2 separate regions of the Homo sapiens genome follow, and region 1 is linked to region 2. Evidence: chromatin contacts called from ENCODE Hi-C or POLR2A ChIA-PET data. All regions are on one chromosome and are shown on one strand. The core of a region is the stretch at or near the end of the contact, and the rest is flanking DNA. Distances in the headings are between cores, read along the strand shown. Region 1 overlaps LCP1 (lymphocyte cytosolic protein 1). Region 2 overlaps ELF1 (E74 like ETS transcription factor 1).

Evidence for each region. A loop is a pair of places that touch in the nucleus more often than their neighbours do. ChIA-PET counts read pairs that join two places held with the same protein, here RNA polymerase II (POLR2A). Pooled maps may share reads with other maps.
Region 1: a pooled map shows a loop between it and region 2 (7-fold over the local background). The contact joins two enhancer-like sites. A Hi-C loop is called at or near these places in 1 of 168 maps with a recorded cell type or tissue (naive thymus-derived CD4-positive, alpha-beta T cell), 1 of 37 single-sample maps with no recorded cell type and 8 of 50 pooled maps. POLR2A ChIA-PET finds 5 or more read pairs at or near these places in 2 of 52 experiments (both T-cell).

What each region holds. Positions count from the first base shown.
Region 1 is chr13:46,169,716-46,176,784 of GRCh38, forward strand. All of the region lies in intron 1 of LCP1 (lymphocyte cytosolic protein 1), which reads right to left. It also overlaps the pseudogene RN7SL288P. Among named protein-coding and RNA genes, the nearest start is that of LCP1, 8.9 kb to the right of the region's middle. RefSeq lists an enhancer at 2,763-2,812. Within about 2 kb of position 2,901, at least 11 of the 41 ENCODE cell types and tissues checked have a DNase peak (open chromatin) inside an H3K27ac peak, as active enhancers do.
Region 2 is chr13:40,983,828-40,990,145 of GRCh38, forward strand. All of the region lies in intron 1 of ELF1 (E74 like ETS transcription factor 1), which reads right to left. Among named protein-coding and RNA genes, the nearest start is that of ELF1, 32 kb to the right of the region's middle. RefSeq lists enhancers at 566-635, 1,055-1,334. Within about 2 kb of position 2,309, at least 4 of the 41 ENCODE cell types and tissues checked have a DNase peak (open chromatin) inside an H3K27ac peak, as active enhancers do.

The sequences.
Region 1 (7,069 bases), core at 1,651-4,150, 5.2 Mb after region 2:
CTAGGACTACAGGCGTGCACCACCACACCTTGTTGTACATTGATTCTTGACCTTGCACTAAGGCCCTCCAAATTTCCTTAGCAACCAAAGAGCAAACCCAATTAAAACAACTCACCACGAGATGAAATGTTCAAAAGACAAGACAGCCAAATTCATAGATCAATAATAAAATGACACCCTCAGACTTATCGCAACAATCATCATGGTTTCAGGCATCCTGTTCTGGAGGCTGGGGAGAATCAGTGAGCCCTTCCTCTGAGCTTTGGTCCAGATCTCTGTAGTGTGGTCCCTGTTACCATTCATCTCTCCTAGCAGATTAGTGTCTGGCCCATGTGAGGTACTCAGTAAATGAGCTGTGTACATGAACAAAACAATCCATAACCTAATGGTATACAGGACTTGAAAAGTCCCCTATCACCTTCTTTGAGGAATTTAACAATAATATTCTTGTGTACATACTTAGACAATCCCATCCACTGAAAGGTACAGACACCCAAAACAAGGCTACTAAATGCTTCAAATTCACATTAAACCACTTTGCTGGAAAGACAACTTTGGTGAGTTAATTTGGTGTCTAAAGGGCAGCTGCTGGCCCGAGGTAGTCTGTGAAATGGCACCTGTGCCTGCTGCCTAGCCCTACCTTGCCAGCCGCAAAAGCGATTCTGTCTGAGATTGCAGATCCTGAGGCTGGGCTTCTTGGCACTGTTGCTGTAAAACCTGCTGGCTGCCGGTAATGCTTGGCAGTGGGTCTCTATCCAACTCTGTAGGGCCTGCTTGTAAGCTGAGCGCTGCTGAGGTGGGAGGGAAAGGAACCTTGGAGACAGAGCAGTGACTGAATGAGGGGCAAACCCACCTGGGATGCACATATGCGGTGTACCAAGGAGCAAGCTGGAAATATAGGTGCTAGCATTTACCTGCATGTAATTTGCGTCTCACTATCTGAACAATGCTATTCATCCCCCAGTAATTCTAAATGTCTGTCACTAAAAAAATTCATACATTTGTAAATTTCTTCCTTCAATAGACATCTGCCAAACACCTACTATATGCCAGGTCCTGTGTTAGATGCTGAGAACACACAGACGTGGCTTTGGCCTGTTGAGTAGGGGAGAGAGACACAGTAACTAGAATACAGCGAAACTTTTTAGATCCACAGGAAGAGGGAAAAAATAGCTCTCCCCTGGAGAGCCAAAGGCGGCCCCCTAGAGGAAGTGACATTTGACCTAGATTTCAACAGAGCAGTAGGAGATTGCTTAAAGATCAGTCTGTTTTTTTCTTCATTCATCAGAGACTCCATGCTCTCTCTATAGAAAGCCTATCTATTTGGAGTCAGAGAAAGGGCAAATAGCTAAAGAACAAATGAAAAGACCAGTTGGTCAGTAATAATAGCCGTTAACATTAATGAGTGGTTAACTCAGTGCTAAATGTTTTACATGCATTCACATTTAATTCTCACCACAATCCTATAGGGTATTACTATGATTCCCACTTTGAGGAAACTGAGGTTTAAATAGCTGGCCCAGGGTCGCACAGCTATAAACTGGAGTGGCCTCCTGCCTTTCCTATCATTTCTGGCTATGGGATTCCTGTATCTCGAGTTTCCCTGCCATCCTTTGGGGTTGCCCTTGAAGGTCAAAGCTCTGACCTCATGTTAATTAGGGAAACACATATTTCTGCAAGGTTTTACTTAGGACTGGGCCCTTCCTAGGCTCTTTAGGGAAGTTCTAAATGTGTCTTCGGTTTCTCAACATCTTTAAAGGAAGTATTAAGAAGAGCAAGAACACAACCAGGCTTGATCTTTTCTGCCTGTGTCCCCCCTGCCACTGGTGGAGAAAAGGGTCCTCTTTGCCCGTGGCCTCCACACCTCAGTCATTCACTCACATTTAATAAAGCACATACCTTGTCCTAAGTACTAAAGATACCAAGATGAACAGCAGAGAATCCTTGCTCCTGAGGGGCACACAGTCCAGTAAACAAAATAGTCACGCAAATGCAAGACTACACTAATATGAATATTTTAAAGATATTATTTGCATGGAGCTACAGGAGCACAGAGAATGAAGTGCAGTGGACCTATGAACAACACAGGTTTCAATGGTGTGCGTCCAATTATACGCAATTTTCTTCAATACAGTCAGCCCTCATTGTCCTCAGGGTCAGCATCTGCAACCAAATGTGGATGGAAAATACAAGTATTCGCAGAATGCGAAACTCAGGGCGACCAAGGGCCAACTTTTCGTACATGTGGGTACCACAGGGCTGACTGCAGGACTTGAGTATGTATGGATTTTAGTACCGAGGGGGTTACTGGAACCAGTGCCCTGTGGATACCATGGAACAACTGTATTTAACTCTGCCTGGGAAGGCAAAAGAAGGTTTTCCAGAGAAGGTGATGTTGCCCACTGAGCTAAGTCTTAGGGAACCAGTAGTTTTCCAAACAGACAAAATAGAAAAGGGCATTTCAGGCAGAGAAAATAGCTCTGCAGGGCGAGGCATGGTGGCTCACGCCTGTAATCCCTGTACTTTGGGAGGCTGAGATGGGTGGATCACCTGAGGTCAGGAGTTCAAAACCAGCCTGGCCAACATGGTGAAAACCCATCTCTACTAAAAATACAAAAATTAGCCAGGCATGGTGATGGGTGCCTGTAATCCCAGCTACTCATGAGGCTGAGGCAGGAGAATCACTTGAACCCGGGAGGCAGAGGTTGCAGTGAGCTGAGATCACGCCATTGCACTCCAGTCTGGGCCACAGAGCAAGGCTCCATTACATTAAAAAAAAGGAAGAAAGAAAAGAAAAGAAAGAGAAAATAGCTCTACAAAGTGCAAAGCAAAAGCACACACAGGAAGCTGTGGCAGGTTGGGTGTGGCTACAGACAGGGATGCAGGAGGAGACCTCCAGGATGAGAGGTTGGTGAGGTGGTGTCAGCGTGCTGCTCGTTCTCACTAGCTCTTGTTTCTAGAGGCAAAACCTCGGTGATGCAGGCTATACTCCACTCACCACAGGTAATGTGAATACAAACAACAAAATAATTCTGCCCGGAAACCATTTTGGTTTGTGTGTGCATAGCTTTCTCCTTATGTCATTATCTCCCATTTAGAAAATACTGCAAAGACAGGAGGGAACTGAACATGTTAGAATGGGGAAATAGGGGCCCTGGAGGGTGAAGTCACTCCCCAAAGTCTCAAAGTAAGTCAGTGACTGGTCCAAAAAGAGAAGTAAGTGGAACCTCTGGAGTCTTAGTTTGGTCGAAGCAATGCGTGGGAAAAACACAAGTCAGTTGGCATTTTAAGAACCTAAAGTTTTATTTAAAAAACCTTTGAGATGCACGGTCCATGAAATGTGCTTTACTTCTTAGATGTGTGGATCTAGGATACAGGGATACACCCATGTAAAGGCATTCCAAACAAAAGCTAATGTTCCTCGCTTCCTTTATGAAATTAGGATCATTATATATTGTTTTTAAAATGAATCAACTAGGCAGTGACATGGTATGGTGAAATGCTGAATTTTCTGACTCAACTATTTTTTGCTGTGTGTATTTGAATGTGTTACTTAAATTTTCCGAGCCTCAGTTTCTTCATCTTTAAAGAAGGGGTGCTAATAATGCAATCACACCGTTCATTTCATAGGGCAGCATTAGGATTAGGTGAGACAGAGTGTTTAAAATATATACAACAGTGCCTGGTGACTGAAGGGAGAAAGAGAGGAAGAGAGGAAGGAAAGAAAGAAGGAAAAGGGAAGGAACAGAGGAAGTTAAAAGAAAATGTAAAAGAACTAGAACTTTTGCAAAATTATCTTGGAGAACAAATCCCAATTTCTAGTATAAACTGTAGGAAATATTGTCAAGTCGCAACTTAAAAGCAAAGATTAGTTGTGTTGTATACTATGTGTTTTGTGTGGGTGTAAATCTAGATCTCACATCCATGCTCTATGTTTTAATGTTCTCAGTCTGGCTTATTTTGGCTTTGGTACCACATTTCTTATTCGGAGTCCTTGAAGTCAGGTATTGCAGAACTGGTACATGATACCAACCCAAAGCCAACAGCATTGGTATTAGCTCATCCTGAGTGGTGAAGGGGCTCCGGGCTTTGCCTTGCCTGAGTACTGACAGTGGAAAGTACCTTCTAACAGTTGAGGAAGTATGGCCAGAGTGGAAAAATGTACAGCAATCTTAAGAAAAGCCCAACCACATACACTATGAGCCATGAAAAGAAAAGAGATCTCTGGGCATCTGTGATGAGGACCACTGGGCAACATCTCCTCTCTGTCAGATGCACCAATGCTCAGAACTGATTCTGTTATCCTGCACTACACTCTACCTCCTCTCCACTCTCTAATTCTCCAGGCATTTTTACCATTGTAGTCTGAGCTGAAAAACAGTGAGACAATGTACAGCAGACATTTGTATACAAGCAATGATAACAGAAACTTCTATTTATTTGTAATAATGTGATCTCATTCTCAATAGGCTTCTTGGATTTTAGAATCTCTAATGACAAGCTTATTTGCAGAAAAAAACAAAAGGAGAAGTTACAGATAAATTGAGACAGGAAATTTGTATTAATTTGATGGGCTCTCTTTATCTTCATTTTTTTTAAAAGTTACAGTTTAGTTGGTAAATATTTACCAATACCAACGTACAATGGAATATGTATAACATTTCTTTTATCAAAATTTTAAGTGCCTAAATAGCCTAATCTAATATCTTCACAGCTATTATTTTAAAGACTTCCCACCATAAAATCCTCAAGCATTTATATTTATTTCTCAAATATGTTTGGTATACCAGCCGACCTAACAAAAGGAGACTTGGGATCTCTTCCTGATAGAACATGTGGAATTATAGGCCGGGTGCAGTGACTCACACTTGTAATCCCAGAACTTTGGGAGGCCGAAGTAGGGGGATCGCCTGAGGTCAGGAGTTCAAGACCAGCCTGGCCAATGTGGTGAAACCCTGTCTCTACTAAAAATACAAAAACATTAGCTGAGCGTGGTGGTGTGTGCCTGTAATCCCAGCTACTCAGGAGGCTGAGGCAGGAGAATCTCTTGAACCCAGTAGGCGGAAGTTGCAGTGAGCTAAGATTGTGCCTGGGCAACAAGAGCGAAAACTCCATCTTCAAAAAAAAAAAAAAAAAGAAAAAAGAAAGAAAATGTGGAATTACAAATAATCATTCAATAATCATGGAAACACAAAAAAGTATATAGACATATTATCAGGAAGCAACTAGTGGATCATGTTAGAAGATACAAAACAGTTTAAATAGACATGGATTATACTTTTAAGAAACTGCCAACATAAAATGAGAGAGAGGAAAGGTGTGAATCTTGACTCTGCCAGTTACTGGTTCTGTGACCCCAGACAAGTCACTTAACCCTCCCTGAACCTCAGCTTGGTCATCTGGAATAAGGATATAATTAATAACAACTTTACCTAGCTATGTATGAAAATAAAAGAGTAATTATCTTTCAAGCGTTTGGCATGATGCCTAGTAAATATTAGGGGCTCAGTAAGTCAGTGGTGACGCTGGGTGGAGTAGATATGCTCCATATCTACCTAGACGACAACATGGGAAAATGGAAGGGGAAAATAACCCACATCACACCTAGCGAGTAGATAGCACTTGCCTGATTTTATAGATGAGGAAACTGAACTTCAGAGGCTCCAGAGACTTGCTCAGCCTCCACATTTACCAAGAGCCCAGAATATAAATCCAAATCTGTCTCTACCTTTGCTCCCCTTTCTTTATACCACATTTGCCTCTTTTGTGCCTGGGAGCTGCAGACACTCAGCTTTAAAGAACTGGTACTGGAGATATGGTACTGGAGGAAGAACTGCGTGCAGTGAACAGTAGGGTGGGTACGGAGGGAGGAGAAAAACTGTGTGAACATCACCAGGTAGATGAAGTATCACAACTGTCATTCTCAGTGGTCACAGAAAAGAAACAGAATCCATGATATTTTGAGGAACAGTCCCAACATGAATGACAGCAAGAAAAGGAAAAAATCCAAAGTTTTCCAAGGTGCCTACCATATTCCATATTTTCAAAGGGAAACTTTAAAACTGTTTATAAAGCATTAGAAACAGTGGGGGAAGTTCAGTTCGCATTTTTAAGATGACAAAAGAGTGCTCAACAGTGCAAAACTACAGGCATGATCTTCTCTTTTTTCCTTACTCCCACTTTGCACCTATTACCTAGCTTTCTCTATAAAGAATTTATATCCCACTCTTCTTTGTTCAAGCTGGCCTTTCTGGTGAGGGTGATATGAGCAGATGATGTCAAGGAGGTACAAAGGATCTACTTTTTAAATGTTACACCTGAGATTACTAGAGGCTGGGAAGGGTAGGGGGAAGGTGGAGGATAGGAGAGATTTGTTTAGATACAAAATTATAGCTAGACAGGAGGAATAAGCTCTCATGTTCTATAGCACTATAGGATAACTATAGTTAACAGTACATAGTTTTAAAATGGCTAGAAGAGAGGCGATTGAATGTTTCCAGCACAAGAAATAAAAAATGTTTGAGATGATGGATATGCTGATTACCCTGATCTCATCACTAGACATTGTATGTATTGAAACATTACTAGGTACCCCATAAATACATACCGTTATATGTCAATTTAAAAATAAATAAAAACTGAAAAAACATTTTCAGGATGGAAGCTATATTGAATGCACACACATCTATTATAATCTCATGAATTATTATAAAAGGTTTTTATGGAAAAAAAGTTGCACCTGAGGTTAATAAAGATCCACTTCTAATTTTAAACTTTGCCTAAGGAATGCTGAATAGGGAAAATATGCAAATTTTATACAAATAACATTTGTGTATCCTTTTACTTCACACATTTGGATACATAGCTTGGATAAATTTTAGTGACTACTACCAGACTGAGGAAACAAAATGCAGGGTATTATTTAAATACAAGGTAATTGTTCCATTAATTCACTTCCCTCTAGAAAGTGCAACCAGAAAAAGAAGGAAAGCAAATTATCTGGGAGATTGCAATTCACATGCATAATTAATCTGCTTGCTGAATTTGGTGTCAGCTTTTCTGCTATGGA
Region 2 (6,318 bases), core at 1,059-3,558:
CACAAACTATTCAGTCTTGCCTCTTTTCTCAACTTCTGTTATTTCCTATGCCTGCAACACACCCATCTTCTACTTGCCAGCATTCAATCCCATCTTTTCCATTCAATGCTCAAGCCCCATTTATTTCACAAAGCCTCCCAACATCTATGCCTCAAACTACAAGGACTGCTCCCTTCAAAAACACAGCAATTACTGCCCGTACAACCAATTTAGCATGAATTGTAGTACATTGTCTTACATTTGAAAACTGTGTCCCCTTAATTCAACTGAATACATGTTTGAGTACCAATTATTTGCAAGGCAATGTGCCAGGCACCAAGACAACTGAAGCAAAACCTCTTCTGGGGAAATAACCATTGTCTAAAATTTCTTCTGTACCTCCCAAACCTGTGTGCCCACAGTGATGACAAAAAGGATTATATTGATGACAAATACTGTTTTAAATATCTTATCAGGCCAGGCATGGTGGCTTACACCTGTAACACCAGCATTTTAGCAGGCTGGTGGGGAAGGAGTCACTTGAGACTACACATTCAAGACCAACCGGGGCAACATAGCAAGACCTCGTCTTTACAAAAAATAAAAAATTAGTTGGCTGTGTTGGTGTGTGTGCATTTGTGATCCTAGCTACTCAGGAGGCTGAGGCAGGAGGATCACTTGAGCCCAGGAGTTCAAGGCCGTAGTGAGCCATGATTGCCACTGTACTCCAGCTTGCATTACAGAATGAGACTCTGTGTTCAATAAATAAATATCATTAGATATTTAAGCTATTTCTACAAATATCCTTTATTTAAAAAAGAATAACTGATATACTTCTGATAAAGAGGAAACTATTATCACAAGCTTGAAAAACGAGAGTAAGAAAACATAACCAGAATCAAGGGATGTTTGCTGATACAGAAGTTTCTCTGTAAAAGATTAGGTTCCAGAAGGCTATTTCAAAACCCATTTGTTCATAAATGCAAAATGACATTGTGCCAATGGCCAGTGTGAATACGTCTAGGTAAATTTAAGTTTCACTTTCTTTTCCACTGCTGTCATGTACCTTTTCGTACCAGCACTTCCACACTGCTACTGTGCTTTAACAGTTGTCTTTCAGAAATCTAAAAAATCAGGATAAGCAACCAACATACCCACACCTTATACATACTAACAACTAACAGTAATAAATCAAAACTGAAATGGCTCCCCACAATCACTAAGCCACTTATTGCAGCAGAAAAAGACACTTTTGCTCTGGCATGTAGCTTTTGCTTATTTCTATAGAGAAGTCCACAAACTGAAAATGTGTAAGCAAAGAAAAGCATTTTACTGGCTCAATCATGTCTTTGATTCTCTGTCATCTTTCCTGCTCCTCTTCCTCTCCCCTGTGTACTTATATACTCTTCTGCATCAAGGTGATTCTTGAGAATACATTTTCTGATACCTGATCCAGAGGGAGCACCTGTAGATATCAAAGATTCTTATAATCTTTGATTACAAAGCCCAGGTATCTTACAATTTTTTCAGTAACAGACAAGACTGAAGATCTAAATCAATGATTCCATTTTTAATTAGTAAATTGGGGTGGTCAAGTTCTCACGGTCTACAAGCAAAACAGAACTAAAACTAGAATTCTTGTTTCCTAAATCAGGACTCTCTCTAAAACTGTAATATACAGCTGGGCCTCTAAAATCCACCAAAGTCCTTTCTGCTATAACAGTTTATAACACAGATTAAGTAAACGCATATGTAAAAAATTTTTAAAATCTCCATCTCTAGGTTCAGCTTCTGAGCTCCAAATCCAGTCACTAAACTATAAGACAAGTCTACATCAGTGCCCCTTGAAGTCAGTGTGTAAAAAACATGTCCAAAACTAAATGCATCATCTAATTCCTCAAATACGGTCTTAGATGGAAAAAAAATATGGGCACTCGGATTAGAAAAAAGGCTTCTGTTCTAACCTAACAAATTGAAAGGTCCTCAGTAAATTTAAAACTTGTTTAAATTTACCCATCCTTAATTATCTATTATAGTCAGGAAGCACTCTGCTGTATTAATAGTTCTCAAACATGTTTTTTTCAAAGTGTCAGTCTTTATAAAGTAACAAGGAAAAACATAAGTGAAACTACTTCTTCATCACACAGACATAAGCGGTCAACTTATTTGCACAGTTTTCAGAGGGCATCCAGGCAGACATCTACCAGATAATAAAAAAATCTTAGGCTGGCTCAGATGTCTCTTAATTGGGTGAGGACCATATTCTTATTCTCCAAGGAGACATGCCACAGGAATACTTAGCAACAAGGTTCCTAACCTGTCATCCCCAAAATAAGCTTTGGAGTTAAAGTAAAATAGTAACACAAAGCAGTTCAGAGAACAGGCTCTGGAGTCAGACCGATTGGGTGCCAATCTTCTGCAGTGTGACAGAAGACTGGACAAGTTACTTGCTTGGTGTCTCAGTCCCCTCTTTCCATAAAATAGGTGTCAGTCTCAAGTCTCTTCCTTCTGTAAAACGGGTAAAGTAATACCAAAACCTAGAGCTGTTGTGTAGATGCAAAAATGCATGTGCAGAATACTTGGCACATAACATGCACTGAATTAACATTAGCTTCTTTAGCGCTGTAAGTATATGCAAGAAATATGTAACAGGTGCATGCTAGGTAACTAATAATTCCTTAAGGGTCATTTCTGTACTCCCTGGAAGTCTCTATTACCATAGCTATTTGCTAGACTCCAGAAAAAGAACATTATAGCCCATTGTCAACAAAACTGTAATTCTATTCCAGTGCTTCAAGGTTTGGCGTCTTTTTAACAAATCCTGCTGCTTCAAGGCGAGGACTTCACTCTGGCAAGCTTCCCTAACACAGAGTCCCATTATGCCTCATTCCAAACAAAATGACTTCACTGATGGTAAACACAAAACCCTCAGCCACACTACTAGCTACTACAACCACTTCAAATGGCTACTTGTTTAATTTATTATAGAAGATTTCAGGTACTAAAAAAAATATGATAGTCAAAATTGATCACTGATTGAATGTAAATTTAAGATTCCTTCAGAAAGGTTTTTAGACACAAGGATATTAAACCCACGAATTCATAAATATATTTTTAGAAAATCATTGCTCTTTTTTTTTTTTTTTTTTGAGTGGGAGTCTCACTGTCGCCCAGGCTGGAGTGCAGTGGCGCCATCTCGGCTCATTGCAAGCTCCGCCTCCCGGGTTCACGCCATTCTCCTGCCTCAGCCTCCTGAGTAGCTGGGACTACAGGCGCCCGCCACCACGCCCGGCTAATTTTTTGTATTTTTTAGTAGAGACGGGCTTTCACCGTGTTAGCCAGGATGGTCTCGATCTCCTGACCTTGTGATCCACCCGCCTCGGCCTCCCAAAATGCTGGGATTACAGGCGTGAGCCACAGCACCCGGCCGAAAATCACTGCTCTCCTTTTAAGTTACTATGGTACCAACTGTTTATGGTGAAAATTAATAAATAGTCCGGTGCCGTGGCTCACGCCTGTATCCCAGCACTTTGGGAGGCCGAGGCGGGTAGATTACCTGAGGTCAGGAGTTCGAGACCAGCCTGACCAACATGGTGAAACCCCGTCCCTACCAAAAACACAAAAAAAAAATTAGCTGGGCATGGTGGTGAGTGCCTGTAATCCCAGCTACTTGGGAGACTGAGGCAGGAGAATTGCTTGAACCCAGGAGGCAGAAGCTGTGGTAAGCCGAGGCACGCCACTATACTCTAGCCTGGGCAACAGAGCAAGACTCTGTCTCAAAAAAAAAAAAAAAAAAAAGAAAGAAAATTAATAAAGAGAATCAATCAAACAAAAAGGTTTTAGATCAGACAATTCTGGGATAAAGAAGGTGAAATATACCAGCTTAAAGCAATGACGTGGTTGAATGACTTCTCTAATGAAGTATGTAATTCAGACTGTGTCTGTTTATGTACATATGGCATGTTTGTAGGTTGGCAGTATCTAAAAAACTGGAATGCTACAGTAACTCTAGACACCAAGTAACTGAACAGAAAGAACTTTCACAAGATGTGGTAACCTAATAAAAGGGCTCTTTTCAGTATATACAGATAGTCATGGTAAGAAATGCAATATTCGGAAAAACCATTGAAAAAATATAACAGAAATGAAAGAAAACAGAGTAAGAAAGTGAGAGAAAAGAAGTGAAGTTATACCAAGTAGAAATGAGAAGCAAGCAATAAACCCATAATCTGTAATGACTGAATTCCTGTGTGATTGACCATAGTTTGGTCTTTTAAAAAATCTGTTTTCTATTATAACATGGTAGAAGGCTCTATATTAGCTCCCAGCAGAAATGAAGTCAGTGGTATGAAGATAAACTGCACACAGTCTTCCAAAGTTTGCCCATTCTCAATCTAAAAGTGTGAAATCACAGGATATTAGAGCTGAAAAAGATCTAAGGATTACCTAGGACAACATATTCACTGAAAAGAAAAAAGAATTTAGGCCTAGAGCATTCTGATGTGTCCAAGGACACACAGCCAGTTAGTGGCAAAGAAAGCAAGAAAAGCCCAGATTTCCTACTGGTACCTTTATATCTATATTAACAGAACTTCATTAATATTTTTTCCTTAGCAGAATATCTGGAAAAATAAGAAATCCCCTAGACAAATACCTAGCAAAAGTACCTTACCATACCCCAGTACAACTGTCAATTAAAATGCTTTTATATATTATGCAATCTCTTGATATTTGGGATAAATCATTTTCAACCATATTTTTAACTGAAACAACTGGTGCAGAGGGTTTGTAGATTTCCCTATTTACTACTTTAAGTCTTAGAGTTTTACTATTATTATCTCCCAAGTTTACTATATCATATCATCTTGCCTTACATTTTCACTCAGCCTAAAAAGTAAAAAGGAAACATGTATAAGCCTTTTTAGAAGGCTACCACAATTTAGTAACTCATTAAAATACTTCAAAATAGATTTGTACTGATATTTTTCTCTCTAGTTCTTTTTTTTCTTTTTGAGACAGAGTCTTGCTCTATCGCTTAGGCTGGAGTGCAGTGGCACGATCTCAGCTCACTGCAACCTCCGCCTGGGTTCAAGTGATTCTCATGCCTCAGCCTCCCAAGTAGCTGGGACTACAGGTGTGCACCACCACGTCTGACTGATTTTTGTAATTTCAGTAGAGACAGTGTCTCACTATGTTGCCCAAGGTGGCCTCGAACTCCTGAGCTCAAGTGATCTGCCCACCTGAGCCTCCCAAAGTGCTGGGATTACAGGCATGAGCCACTACGCCTAGCCTTTCTAGCTATTTTAAATACAGTATTATTGCTAGAATTTACATTAAAATATGCGAATATGGAAAAAACAATAAAGAAACATCCCAAAATGTAGGTATAGTTAAGAAACCAGATTTGAACTTTCCCAAAAAAGAATAGTCATACTTTCTCAGCTCCTGCTTTCTCTAAACCAGGTACTCTACACACAAAGTTGAAGGGAAAAAACACAAGTTAATGTCACAAGGCAAACAAATCATTTCATTGCACTCAGTGTTCTCATAATTGAAAAAGAAAATGTTTCTATACCCCAACTGTTCATTTAAATTTTTTCAAATATTCAACGAATTTAAGAAAGTTGAGAGAAAGTTTAAAACTATGTTTTTGCAATCTAAACAGGTACCATGTATTTACTATGAATATATTTTAGGTAGGTATGCAAGATAGCTACTTAAAATTAAGCATTCTTTTATTTTTTAATTAATTTTTTTATTGTTGAATTCTTTATTAATTCAAAACATTTTAAGTCAGTGTAATGCACATGCATTTTACACTAACATCCATAGATTTCCACAATATAGTAAAATGAAAACAGCTCTATCTTGATTTACTTTGAAAACTCAAAGAAAGCTACCTAGTTTGAGACTTCTGAATTTTTTTACATTATTGTCGTGCTCAAATTCTACTACATGGTGAAAATTCTAGCATTTTCCAGAAATATATTATTGTACATAGGTAAAATGATAAAACTGATTCTAGGAAGGGGGAATTTAAAAAACCAGAAAAGCTTAAATTGGAGGAAACATAATCTGGATTAACTATTCAATTTATTGAGTATCCACTGTTATTCTGGCATTGCAAAATAACCAAGTGTGGTGTCTCTTAAGTTGTATTCATGCATTTAAAACTTCTTTATTGTCCACTAATAAACATTGGTGGAGTACAATATATGGTTATAGATTAAGTATGATGAACATGGTAGTAAAAATTTATACACATTCGATACATAATTTTACAAAACCAAACACATTATTTAGCAAACATTCAAAAATCATACACAAGAAACATATTTA